Linked DNA regions of Homo sapiens: region 1 is linked to region 2. The links are chromatin contacts, found by Hi-C or POLR2A ChIA-PET in ENCODE. All regions are on one chromosome and are shown on one strand. Each heading gives the region's core, a stretch centred on a gene start or an enhancer-like site at or near the end of the contact. The rest is flanking DNA. Distances are from core to core; before and after follow the strand shown. Region 1 overlaps PIP5K1B (phosphatidylinositol-4-phosphate 5-kinase type 1 beta). Region 2 overlaps PIP5K1B (phosphatidylinositol-4-phosphate 5-kinase type 1 beta).

Region 1 (6,495 bases), core at 2,451-4,950, 160 kb before region 2:
CAGGCTGGAGTGCAGTGGTGCGATCATGGCTCACTGCAGCCTCAAACTCCTGGGCTCAAGCAATCCTCCCACCTCAGCCTCCTGTGTAGCTGGGAAAATAGGTGCAAGACATTGAACCTGGCTAATTTTTTATTTTTTATAGAGATGAGTTCTCACTGTTTTTCCCAGGCTGGTCTCATACTACTGGCCTAAAGCAATCATCCCATCCTGGCGTCCCAAAGTGCTGTGATTACGGGTGTGAGCCACAATGCCCAACGTAATTATATAATGTTTTTTAAAACAATGTTTTGAATTCATACTTACCTTGACTTCATTAGTTACAGATGATGTGGTGCAGAAGCATAGCAAGTCTAAGAAGAAACAGTAGTCATCATTGTGACCATTGTAATGGCCCTTTGCAGTTTACCAGTACATCCCCAAGCATCTTATTTGTCCCTGCTACATGGCCTCTCCGACTCCAATGCCCCTGGTTAATAGGTTTATGTGACCTTTGTTAAACATCACTCTACAGGAAAAATAAATGAATAACTCTTGAATCCAGATGATAGTTCATGGCCTTCGTTTATCATTATTTTATGTTTTGTGCTGCTTAAAAGGAAGTGTTTTAAAAAAAAATAGAAGTTTACCTGTTTTTCTCCTCCTCTTCCCTACTGTCAAGTCAGGGATGATTCACAAAGTAATAAAAAGTACTTTAAGACCATCTCATCCTCCGTCCTTCATTCATGCCAGTTAGTTAACCTCTCATTAAGGTTGTTTTTTTAAGCACCCTTCAGAGTTGCTCTTGTAGTTTTTTGGTTTTAAAAGCTGCAAAGTCTTAAAAGTGAAATTACTGGAATGGCATTCTTTAGGGAGGTCTTCATTCTGTTGGCTCTGTTAAACAGTTGAAGGCCTGTATTTTACCCTGAGCCTGATACATAAACCATTTTAATTCTTCTGGCATTTTTATTCAAAACTGACCTAATATGATTATAAAGAGACTAGAAAAATGAATTATTCTTTAAGTCAATTTAAGCTGATACAGCATGGAAAACAATAGTTTGTGAAACATCTGTCCTGGAAGACTCTATTCTAACACGGACAGATTAAATAGATGCAAATAGAATTGCAAAATTATGTAAGAGGGTGGTTTGATTGGTGGGCAGTACTAGATCTAGTGAGGTTGGCTCACCGTGATTCTTGCGTTTATTTTCCTGGATGGTTTTTAGTCATATCAAGCTCATGGCAGTGTGGGTAAACTCAGTCACTTAGTTCCAAGGCACAGAAATGGTTGATGAATCCCTAGGTTTAGCATATGCCGTGTTTATTAAAAGCCCAGAATTTAAAGCATGCTTCAAAAGCGTAAAAGAAAGTCAGAAATTTTACCCTTCCTTGGTGTATTAAATGTTCTGCATGCAGTTTAAGGTAAGACCCTTAAATTATGGTTCCCTAATTATGAAGTTATCCTTGTTTACCACAGAAGTAGCATAACTGGCTTTAAAAATTCAGATGAATTATAGGTCACATGTGAAAATCTTATCATTAGGAAGAGAGAGAAACACATTTGAAGATCAGATCTCCCAATGAAAAAACATATTTTATCTTAAGGCATTAGAATTCACAAAGATACGCAATAGTTTTGAGTGTGTAAAAATGTAAACTTCTCTATATCATAATTATGAAACAAGTTAAAAGGACACGGTAAGCTGGGCACAGTGCCTCATGCCTATAATCCCAGCACTTTGGGAGGCCAAGGCAGGAGGATTGCTTGAGCTTAGGAGTTCGAGACCAGCCTGGGCAGCATGGCAAAACCCTGTCTCTAACAAAATAATTACAAAAAATTAGTCCCAGCTACTTGGGAGGCTGAGGTGGGAGGATTGTCTGAGCCTGGGAGGTCGAGGCTGCAGTGAGCTGTGATGGCACCACTGTACTCCAGCCTGAGTGATAAAGTGAGACCCTGTCTCAAAAACAAACAAAAAGGCAGATACTAACACAGAAGAATATTAATAATGCACTTGGCAAGCAATTAATGACCTTAAAACATAAAAATAAGCAAACCACTAGTATGAATAACCATAATAGGTAAAAATCAATATCAGAAACATTAAGACCTCCATAGATAAATGGACGAAACAATGGAAGACTCGAAGAAATACAAAGAACTAAAACTGATGTGAAAACAATGTTAACCTTCACCAGTAATTTTCACAGATGCAAATTAAAACCAGGAGATGATTTCTTTTACCTGTCAGATTAGCAAAGCTGTTTAAGATGATAACAGTCATTACTAAATGTGTAATGAAACAAGCCCCCACTCACTGCTGATAGCAGTGTGAATGAGTATACTCTTCTGGAAATAAATTTACCAATATGTAGTAAAAGCTTTAAATTTTTTAATACCCTAGTATGCCCTAGCAGTTCCAAGAATTGAGTCCAAGAAAACATTGAAGTTAGATAAAGATATAAGCATAAAATAATTATTGTACTATTTGCAGGAGCAAAACTCTTTGAGCTGCCTCAACTATCCTTCAATATTAGCATTGACTAAAGTATTAACACACAGTGGTGTCCACACAGTGGTATATCTTGCAACTAGAAAAAAATTATTCTTACAAAGATATTTTTGTAATCAAATGGGAAAATGTTTATTACATAAATGTTCAGTGAAAAATACTGGGTAAGATAGTATTGTAAGTTTTTTCATATGAAAATACACATAATAAAAGGTAGAAATAAATATGACAAAATGTGAATAGAGGAGTTGCCCAAGGGTAGTAGAATTGAGTAATTTTTTTGTTCTGACTCATATTTTTTGGTACTTCCCAGATAATTTTACAGTGAGCATGCATAACCAGAAGAAAAGTTTTTTAAAAGGCTATGTAGCCTGGGCACGGTGGCACATGCCTATAATCTCAGTTACTCGAGAGGCTGAGATGGGAGGACTGCTTGAACTGAAGAGTTTGAGGCTGCAGTGAGCCATGATCACACCACTGCATTCCAATTCCAGCCTGGGTGATAGAGTGAAACCCCATCTCTAAAAAAAAAAAGCTTTGTAGAAAGAAACTTATACACATGTACATGCTTTCTTAGAGCATATGGGATAAAATATATTACGAAAATGTTTTAGATTTATTTTTGAAAGATTAAGGAATGCAGATTTCTTTTTTAGTATTCTGAAATGTTTCTGTCTTCCTTAGGAACAACAGCAATAGCAATAACAAAAACATACTTAACTAAAATAGATCCTTTGGTTAGCAATATTATTAATATATTGTATTTCAGAGTAACATTGAAGTTCAAAGGGCAGTGTGTTTCTCTTGTAGATGTCTTCTGCTGCTGAAAATGGAGAGGCAGCACCTGGAAAACAAAATGAAGAAAAAACCTATAAAAAGGTGAGTGTGCATTTTATTTTCTAAAGAGGAACACCGTTTTGCTGTTTGGCACGTGAATATTATCAAAGGCCTTTCCTTCTCCCAAGCAGTTGTAAGTTACTATCTTAGTTTCCAGTTGCTGCTATAACTAATTACTGCAAATTTAGTGGCTTAGACAACATACATGCATTATCTTATAGTTCAGTGAGTCAGAAGCCTGACATGGGTCTCCCTGGGCTGAGATCCATGTGTTTGCAGAGCTGTATTCCTTCCTGGACACTCCAGGGGAGAGTCCACTTCCTTGTCTTTTCCGGCTTCTAGAGGCTCCCTGCGTGCCCTGTGTCATGGCTCCCTGCCATCTTCAAAGCCAGCAATGGCCGGTGGCGTCTTTCCCAGGCTGTATCACTCTGACACTTTAAAGGGCCTGTGTGATTGCATTGAGCCCTCCTAGGCTCACAGAAATATGGGAAAATATTAATAAAAATTAATATTCTTTATCTAAAAGGTCAGCTGATTAGCAACGTTAATTTCCTCTGCAACTTGAATTCATTTTTGCCTTAGAAGGTGACATATTCACAGGTCCCAAGGATTAGAGCATGGGAATCTTTGGGGGTCAATTCACCATAATATAGAATATTGAGTGAAGAGAGTTGTTTGAAGACCCTTCTTATTCCTAAGAAGAAGGCTCCTGAGGGCATGCAGTGTTCTGTGTATAATATATGAATCCTTTAATGGACTCACTACTTTCCACCAACATTTAAAACATTTCCTACCTTTGTATTTTAAAACTTTTAAAATGTGAGATGCTCCTCTTCCCCACCTTTTCTAAGCCGCTCAGATTTTATGTCTTCAGCCCATTTCACAAAAAGTCTTTTTCCAGACTTCCTAATGTATCTTAACTTACCAGTCTTTGATAAATTCTCGACTCCCAGCTACCAAGCTAATGTTCAAACACGTTACTGGGTAAAATATGTTCCCAAGCACCTCTACTCCTGATTATAAATTGACTATACATTTTAGCTTTTCAAAGTTCTTGCTATTTTGCCCTCTTAAGAGTAGGAGGTTTGTGTATTGAAGGTTTATTATTTCTTAATTTTTCCTTTTATACTTTGATGGACAGCCTGCAAGACGTTTAGTCATAAAGTACATGAGCTATGGGCTCTGACCACATATTCAGGTCATGGAACTAGCATGATGTATTTTCTATTCCATTTTCATATGGGAGAATGTGCCCTTTTTCCTGGCATATCTTCTTTATCTGATTTTTCCACTCAGCCAAACCTTGAAATACAAACTGGGAGGTTGTCATTCAAAGTGATGGTGTGGTTGGAAAAGAGTTGGGTAAAGATTCAAGAGCTCAGAAGTGCCGCAGTATATTTTATAAAATTTGTACATTGGGCCAGAGGCAACAATACACTATTATTTATTTTTAGACACAAGTGAAAAACCAAATCCTGTCTCGTTTACCCAAGATTCCGTGTACATTCATTCAAGCATGGACCAACACAGAGATGATTACGTTGCTAGCCTGTTATTACTTCAGATCAGTTTCAGGTGGTATTCTCAATCAGCATCAAGATGCACTGAAATTCTTGACCAAATTCTGACTCACAGGAGATCCTTTGTCGCTGCAAAAGTTATAGAAAAAATGTGACCATGACATCTCAGAGTTTGCTAAGTGTACCCTGCCCAAGAATTTATTTAGTCAAGCAGGTTTTCAATAATTAGTATAGGTAATTCTATGATTAATGTCTCCAGTAGGATATTTAACTCAGCAATGTTTTTTAGGTTGTAAAAACTAAAAATCAAATTCTATGGTAGGAGAAATAAGGAAAGACACAGAAAACCTAAGGGGACCAGAAATTTTTTTTAATGAACAATTTTTTATGTGTAATAATATCAGGATCTTATTAATGATTTCTGGTTTTAAAAAGTATAAGCAATGGAAGGAGATGTACGTAGCCTCTCTTAAAAAGCACCAAGAAGACCAGCACAGCACTTAGAACTTCAGCCCTTAATAAATATGGTATTGATATGAATAGCAAGAAGAAGGAATCGCTTAGAGAGAGTGTTGTTTTACTGGCAGGTAAAAGCTCAGCTGAATTATTCGGTTTAGTTCTCTGATCTTCAAACTAGAGAAGGTGTTCATGGTGGACTTAGGAGTTAGCTATTGCAAATGTGTTTATCTCCAGGTCCAGATAAACCATTTCCCAGATGAAAGAACTTAAAGCTAGAATAGGAAAACCTCTGAATGTGAGCTTTAAATGAATTTCAGAATGGGAAAATTGTCAGAAAACAGGACATAAGCAAATATTATTCTTATTTTCAAAAATGAGGAAGAGTACATTCTGGAAACCAGATTATAAGTGAGACATTATTCCCCAGTATAATTTGAGCATTATTATTAAACATATGGTTTATACATATTTAGAGAAGAAACATATCTTTTACAAACCTGGAGAAATTCATAAAGATGTAGTTTATTTCAAACTAACTGCATTTCCTATTTTGAGAGAGTCATTAAATTACTCATAAAGAGTATGTTCAAATTTAATGAGTCTTGATTTAAAGGTGTCTAAAAGATTCGCTAGTCTCCTTTCAGACAAGGTGGATAAGTATGGGTTAAATATTATGTTTATTGTGTTTGTATCTGGTTGGACTGATGGTCTCGAAAACTGGCAATTTTGCTCCCTGTTCACTCGGTTTCCACCAGCATGATGCATGAGTTGGCCCTGGGTAGCTTACCATGTTCACCCATGACCTTAATGAAAGCATAAAAGCAGTGCTTTGCAAATGCAAATGACAAAAAAATTGTAAATGATAGCAAACAGACTACACAAGTGTTGTCAAGGCCACCATACATCTTATTCCCTTTACAAATACCTTAAATTTCTTTCCCAGTCCTGAAGCCCTGATCATAAGGTATGCACAGATTTACTAAGAAGCTTTGATGACCCATTGTGTTTTTGCATTGACTGAAGCCAGTCCATGGATCCCAGGTTAAGGCCCCTGGTCCTTTATGCTAGGAGTGAGAAATATACCACAGGAGTTTATAAGTAGCTCACAGTGGAGTGGGAGAGGCAAGACATGAAAACAGTTTTAGAACACAGTAGTCTATAATGAGGAGTTCAAAAGGGAAGAAACCAAT
Region 2 (6,506 bases), core at 1,807-4,306:
TTACTTTGATGGTGAAGGTTTTTATTTTGGTTTGCTGTTGTTGTTGTCTTGGATGTTATTTTGGTGGCGTATTTTTTTGCATTTATATATTTCATAATCATATAATTATTGGCTTCTTTTTTTTTTTTTTTTCGAGACGGAGTCTCGCTCTGTTGTCCAGGCTGGGGTACAGTGGCATGGTCTCGGCTCACTGGAACCTCTGCCTCCCAGGTTGAAGCGATTCTCCTGCCTCAGCCTCCCGAGTAGCTGGGATTACAGGTGTGTACCACCACACCCAGCTAATTTTTTGTATTTTTAGTAGAGATGTGGTTTCACCCCAGGCTGGTCTCGAACTCCTGACCTTGTGATCCACCCACCTTGGCCTCCCAAAGTGCTGGGATTACAGGCGTGAGCCACCGCGCCTGGCCTATTGGCTTCTTTTTAACATTTATTATTAATATATATCTCCTCAACTTTTGGGGGTTTTTAGGGTTTTTCCCCAGCTTTATTGAGGTATACTTAACAAATAAAAATTATATATATTTAAGGTGATACATTGTAAAATGATTACCACATCAAGCCAATTAACATATCTATCACCTCACGTGGTTATATCTTTTGTGTGGTGAGAACCCTTAAGATCAACTCTTCTAGCAAATCTCAAGTACACAATACGTGATTATTAACTATGGTCACCACACTGTGCCTCAGATCTCCAGAACTTCCTCATCTGGCATACATTTTGGCCAACACCTCCTCACTTCCTCTTCTTTCCACCAGTAACTATCATTCTAGTCTCTGCTTTTATGAGTTCAGCTTTCTTAGATTTTACAAATGAGTTCATGCAGTGTTTGGCTTTTTGCGTCTGGCGTATTTCATTTAGCATAATGTCCTCCAGGTTCATCCATGTTATTGCAAATGGCAGAATTTCCTTCTTTTTTAAGGATGAATACTCTTCCTTTGTATATGTATACCACATTTGCTTTAACCATTCATCAGATAAGGCACACTTAGGTTGTTGCCCCAACTTTTTGGGAAGCTCCCTAAGTTGGTGTTCTGACCATGTCTGCTTACTTTTTGGTTTAAGCCCAGCACTTGGAATGAAGTAGGCACTCAGTATACATTTGAATGGATGATTGGTAGTTTTGTAGGGAGAAAAGCAGATACTGTTTATTATGCTGACAGTTCATTATTAAAGTAAAATTTATATATAGTAAAAATGCAGAAATCTTTGTAGTTCCATAAATTTTGAAAAATATGTACCCAAGTTACCATCACCCAGATCAAGATAAAGAACATTCCCCCATCCCACCAGCAAGTTCCCTTCTGCCCCTTCTTAGACGTGACCCGAAGGGCTTTTCTCCTTCGTTTTTTCCTGGAAGCTTTCTACGTTTAACTTTCACATTTTGTCGGTGATCCATCTCAAATTAATTTCTGTATATGATATGAGTAGGGGTGTCGAAGGTTTCTGTTGTTGTGCTTTAACAACTATTCCTTGTTCCTTTGATGAAATCAAATAATCAAGACTTGTATATAGAAATAGATTTGTCATTGGGAAATGGATCTCTGTATCTCTTTTTCTCTTTTATAATTGAACCATGGTTGCTGGGGATAACTTAGAAACACAGGAAAGGGCTAATTTTCTGCAGTGATTGGATGGCTCAAGGCAATATGTGTAGGACAGGTTACTCCAGTCAGACCTACGTTCAAATCCAAATGCCACCAGAGGTGAGACAAGATAGTCTTAATACTCAAATGTACAAAATAAATAGCCAGAGACCTCACCTAACAGGGTTCTTTTTAATGAGTAAATGAAATAACATGTGTAATACAGTCATCACAGTATAAACATCACAGTCAACGATGCCTGCTAGCTTTACACCTGTGCTTGTGTGTGTACATGTTGGGGTATGATATTGGAAAGAAAAACAAATCTCATAGCGATATACGGTGAAAAAGGTCCCTGAACTTGGATGAGGGTTCCTCTTTAAAAAGGAGGAACCCTTTTTATATTTATATCCTATCACACACAGAGTCACTCCCCTCAAAGGGAGAGGAGGCCCTCTTCTCACCTCTGAGGCTGCTCATGGCAGGAGCTCAGTCACTGCCAGTTCTCTGAGCCATTGTGGCTTCTGTCCTCACAATGAATAAACCTGGAAACACACTGTTTGAGTCTCTTCCTGCCTATGGGTTCTAAGTGCTGCTGTCTGAGCTGTGCCTGCAGCAGGCTTCCTGCTTCTGGTGCTCACTGCGGGGAGGGGAGCCATCGGTTGATACCAGGAGAGAGCCTGCTGCTCTGCTGCCTTCATTAGAAACAGGCAGTCTCCTTGTCTAAAAATAGCAAAAGTGGGAGAGTGGGGAAGAGCAGCAGCCATGCTCAGGGCTGAAAGTGAGAAAGGCAGAAACAAGCAGATCTCTGAAAGCCTCCTGTATGGTGGCAGGCGGCTAAGCATTCTGGGTGCAGTGACTGTGGTCAAAGCTTTTCTACTTCCCTGGGTCCGTGTTGGGGGGTTTTGTAGATGTGTCCACACACTCAGCCAAGGGCTGAGCATGAAGGAGCCGCTCTGTCCTGGCAGGAGCATGAGATGTGCCACACGCTGATACTGTCCAGGCTGCAGCAGGAGCGCTAGTGCTAGTGCTTGAGAATTTCCACACCCTGTAGTATCCTCACCCACTCCCTGCCCCAACCAAAGGTGAGCTTTTTCCCAGTGGGGCACAAGGTGTTGGTTTGACCATCACTTCAGAAGCGCCTGGGTCACGCTGGAATGGGCTTGCCCTTAAGCAGAGTGTGGCTCTGGTACTAAACAAGTCTTTGCAGCCATTAAGTGAGACCAGGCTGTATTTGTGGGTGTTCTCTGCAGGTAGAGCTTTCCTGTCTACATTTGTTATCAGTTAATGTTCTGGTAGCTAAACTAAGAGCAGAAAAGGAATTCTTTCCAAGGTCTTACGATAAATCTGTCTATGCAAGCAGACCTCATCAAAGCCCCATGAAAACAGGCAGAGTCTCAGAGGTAAGAGTCCTGTTGATACTCCTGTTTGCTTATCCCAAAGAGCTTTACCCTCTCTTGGCCTTTCTTTCTCTTGTACTATCCAAACTGATCCTCTTGCTGGCCTTGTGAGATGGGCTGGGCATCTTTCCCACCCACAGATGAGGAACCAGGAGCTCAGTGTCATAACTTGCCCAGCATTGTAACCAGTAATCAGAGACGCAGAGCTTGTATCAAGGCCTCTGCCCTTCGCCTGGATATTCTCTGAGGTTTCTTCCCCACATGACAGTTTCTGAAGGGCAAAAACCTCCTAACATGAAGCAGCCTAAAATGTGGCATGAATTTAAGCAAACTTAGGGGGCAAAAAAAAGACTCCATTTAACTTTGATTTGGGAAACATTTTTCTTTGCATGACCCAGCAATTATGACTCTGAACCCAGAGAGGGAAATATAACCCTAACTCACTGTTGGCCAGGCAGTATACAATATTTATATAGTCACAATACTATAAACTCTATGTGTCAATTTTCTAATTTTAGAGCCAATCTGTGGACAAAGAGGGAGCAATTTTGTTATAGCTGCAAGATAGGATATAAATATGAACAGCCCTGACAAAGTAGAGATAAAAGTTGTTCGGTGTTTTTTAAGTGTGTCTAATATAAAGTGAGAGGGGAAAGCAGGGACAAAGATGAAATAATGTGGGGAGTTAAAGGATACGGTGTGTGGTTGATGGAATAAAAAAGCTCACTAGGTATGTTATTTACAGTTACAAAATAAAATATAAATAGCAAATGTTGGAAGAAGACACAGGGTAGAAGAGGGTAAATGTCCCTCATAGTGAATCAATGGATGCTACCTTAGGTTAAGAATCTTTTAACCCCTGATTCATCAAAAGACATGAAGGGAATCGCCAGAAAATATTAAAAGAGAAATCCCAAAAAGGGCTGCTGCCCCTAGGGAATGGCGGAGGGTGGGGGTGGGGAGGGCAGGAGGTTGTTGCTTTTCATCAGAAGTCATCTGTGTTGTGTGCTTTATTATGATGTTTATTACTTCGATTAAAACAAATTGAGGCAGTGAGAGAATGACTTTTAAAAGACAAAAACTGTGGATAGTACCATATGTTCCCTCAACAAATGCTCTCATGAGAATTAGCTATAAAACACTCATTAGGTCTGCAAACAGAAATCAGAGTGTTCCAGGCTATAAAATTATCAATGACTGTTTTCAGCAGTCCAGCCAGGCTAATGCTCTCCAATGAAGCCAAACTAATGTTGCTGATAACCAAAAGAATCTTTTTTTTTTTTTCTGTAAATGACAGAGGCCTGTGTGGCATCAGGGTGCCATTAACGTTTTCTCCTAGAGAGACAGCCAGGAAGAAAAATCGCTCCTCCTGTACTGCTCTCACCTGTGAGAAGTTTATGACTTGTTCGGAGAGCAGAGCACAGAGCCCGGGAAGAGTACTGGCAGTTTCTGTGTTTTTACAAGGGAAGAACATAGCTGAGTAGATTAACAGTTTCCTGTGTGGCTTGTTGCAAATTACATGCAATTAGCCCTCAGACAGCCTGAATCGAGAGAATTGTGGCAAAACTTGATGGTGCAGAACCTAGGCAGGCAGCCAGACTCCTAAACCCAGTCACGTAAATTTGCTGCTGTAACTGGATCTTCCCAAGCCACAAGTCTGAGAAATGGTGGGCACTCTGACCTGACCACTAGATTTTCAGGATATTCCTCCTAAGAGAGGTATCCTTGCTTCTAAGTGACCCCTAAAACAGAACCTAGGAAACTCTCAGCCAGATAAATTAGAAATTGATTCTAAATAGGCTTGTGCCCAGGAAATCAACAATGCAGTAAAAATATCAGGACAAAAGCAAGAATACTTCCCAAAGTCAGAACTGAGGAGCAATGAATATTAAATTGATCAATGGCATAGACATTTAAATGAAAATCCTTTTTTTAAATGTATATTACTGGCCAGGCACGGTGGCTCACGCCTGTAATCCCAGCACTCTGGGAGGCTGAGGTGGGTGGATCGCCCAAGGCCAGGAGTTCAAGACCAGCCTGGCCAACATGGTGAAACCCCATCTCTACTAAAAATACAAAAAAAAAAGTAGTTGGGCATGGTGGTGCGCACCTGTAGTCCCAGCTACTTGAGAGGCTGAAGCAGGAGAATCGCTTAAGCCCGGGAGGTGGAGGTTGCAGTGAGCCAAGATTGCACCACTGCACTCAAGCCTGGGTGACAGCGAGACTCCATCTCAAAAAAAAAAAAATTATATTACCTTTACTGCTTGGGGCATCTTCAAGAGAAGACTTTGCTGTAGACTATGGATGCATTTATTTGAATTAGATGACTTATTCTTGCGTTATCTCCTTACTCTTTTGATAATTACATTTCATTATTTTTTAAGCCACAATGGACATGCACATACATACTCCTGCATACAGTTTATAGGTTCTTGAGCCTAGGTAAGACTTTATGTCCTATGTGAAACATTTCTTGATTAGGAAAGTTACACCTTTCTCTTCAGTAGTGCATATAACCTTTACTAATCTCTCTTTGCTAAAAATAATGTGACAGTGTTAAACTGAAATATTTTTAGTATCTGTTTTGGCTGAGGCCCAAAACAAAAGTAAATGTGAGACTATAGCACTTGCAAAGGTCAAAACTGGTTTTTGAATGGCAGAAAATCAGCTCTACAGCCCTCAGCTGACTACCCACCTCCAGCCTTTAAAAGAGGTTATTGAGGCCAAGAAAAGAGTGGCAGTTAGAATGTGATCTTTAGAGAGAACTGTTGATCAGAGGTGTCTGTCCCCACCCAGGGACACTTGGGAGGGCTTGATAAGTGTCCTGTGGAGGATGTGGCTCATGCCTGAGATCCTATGATGGCAGAGCAAGGAGAGTTTGCTGTTTGGAGTTGGCTTCTGCTACTCACTTCCTATCTTTTTTCTGTGTGTGTGTTTTTTTTTTCTCCTTAGCACTTTTGACCAACATAATACATATTTTAAATACTTATCTCATTGTCTGTCTTCTTTAATACTATGTAAGTTCCATCAGGCACAGACTTTTAAAATTTGATCTCTGTATTCTAGGTGCTAGAATCCATTCTAGGTGCAGTGTGCATACATGGATACTCAATAACTATTTGCAGCTGGGAGCAGTAGTAGCTCATGCCTGTAATGGCAGTGCATTACAGGCCTGTGTGGCTTGTTGCAAATTGTGTGCAATTAGCCCTCAGACAGTCTGAATCGAGAGAACTGTGGCAAAACTTAATGGTGCAGCACATCGGCAGGCAGCCAGACTCTTAAACTCTTGGCCTTTGGGATGATAACTTGAGCCCAGGAGTTTGACACCAGCCTTGGCAATATAGGGAGACCTCATCTCTACCAAAAAAATTTTAAAAAGAAACACCAGGCATGGTGGCACATGCCTTTAGTCCCAGCTACTTGGGGGCTGAGGCAGGAGGATCATTTGAGCTCAGGAGTCCAAGGCTGCAGCAAGCCAAGATTGCAACACTGCACTCCAGCCTGGATGACAGAGCAATA

Evidence for each region. Hi-C counts contacts between places; a loop is a spot of excess contacts on that map. ChIA-PET counts read pairs that join two places held with the same protein, here RNA polymerase II (POLR2A).
Region 1: a loop to region 2 is called in a map of heart right ventricle, with 2.0 times the contacts of the local background. The contact joins two enhancer-like sites. A Hi-C loop is called at or near these places in 1 of 168 maps with a recorded cell type or tissue (heart right ventricle). POLR2A ChIA-PET finds 5 or more read pairs at or near these places in 3 of 52 experiments (H1, OCI-LY7 and common myeloid progenitor, CD34-positive).

What each region holds. Positions count from the first base shown.
Region 1 is chr9:68,819,316-68,825,810 of GRCh38, forward strand. It overlaps PIP5K1B (phosphatidylinositol-4-phosphate 5-kinase type 1 beta), which reads left to right. Exons shown (of 16, transcript NM_003558.4): 4 at 3,300-3,368. The coding sequence starts at 3,300. Among named protein-coding and RNA genes, the nearest start is that of PABIR1, 42 kb to the left of the region's middle. RefSeq lists an enhancer at 6,200-6,495. Within about 2 kb of position 3,701, at least 7 of the 41 ENCODE cell types and tissues checked have a DNase peak (open chromatin) inside an H3K27ac peak, as active enhancers do; they include heart right ventricle, where a contact is called at or near this core.
Region 2 is chr9:68,977,540-68,984,045 of GRCh38, forward strand. The region is part of intron 14 of PIP5K1B (phosphatidylinositol-4-phosphate 5-kinase type 1 beta); the gene reads left to right. Among named protein-coding and RNA genes, the nearest start is that of PRKACG, 33 kb to the right of the region's middle. Within about 2 kb of position 3,057, at least 7 of the 41 ENCODE cell types and tissues checked have a DNase peak (open chromatin) inside an H3K27ac peak, as active enhancers do; they include heart right ventricle, where a contact is called at or near this core.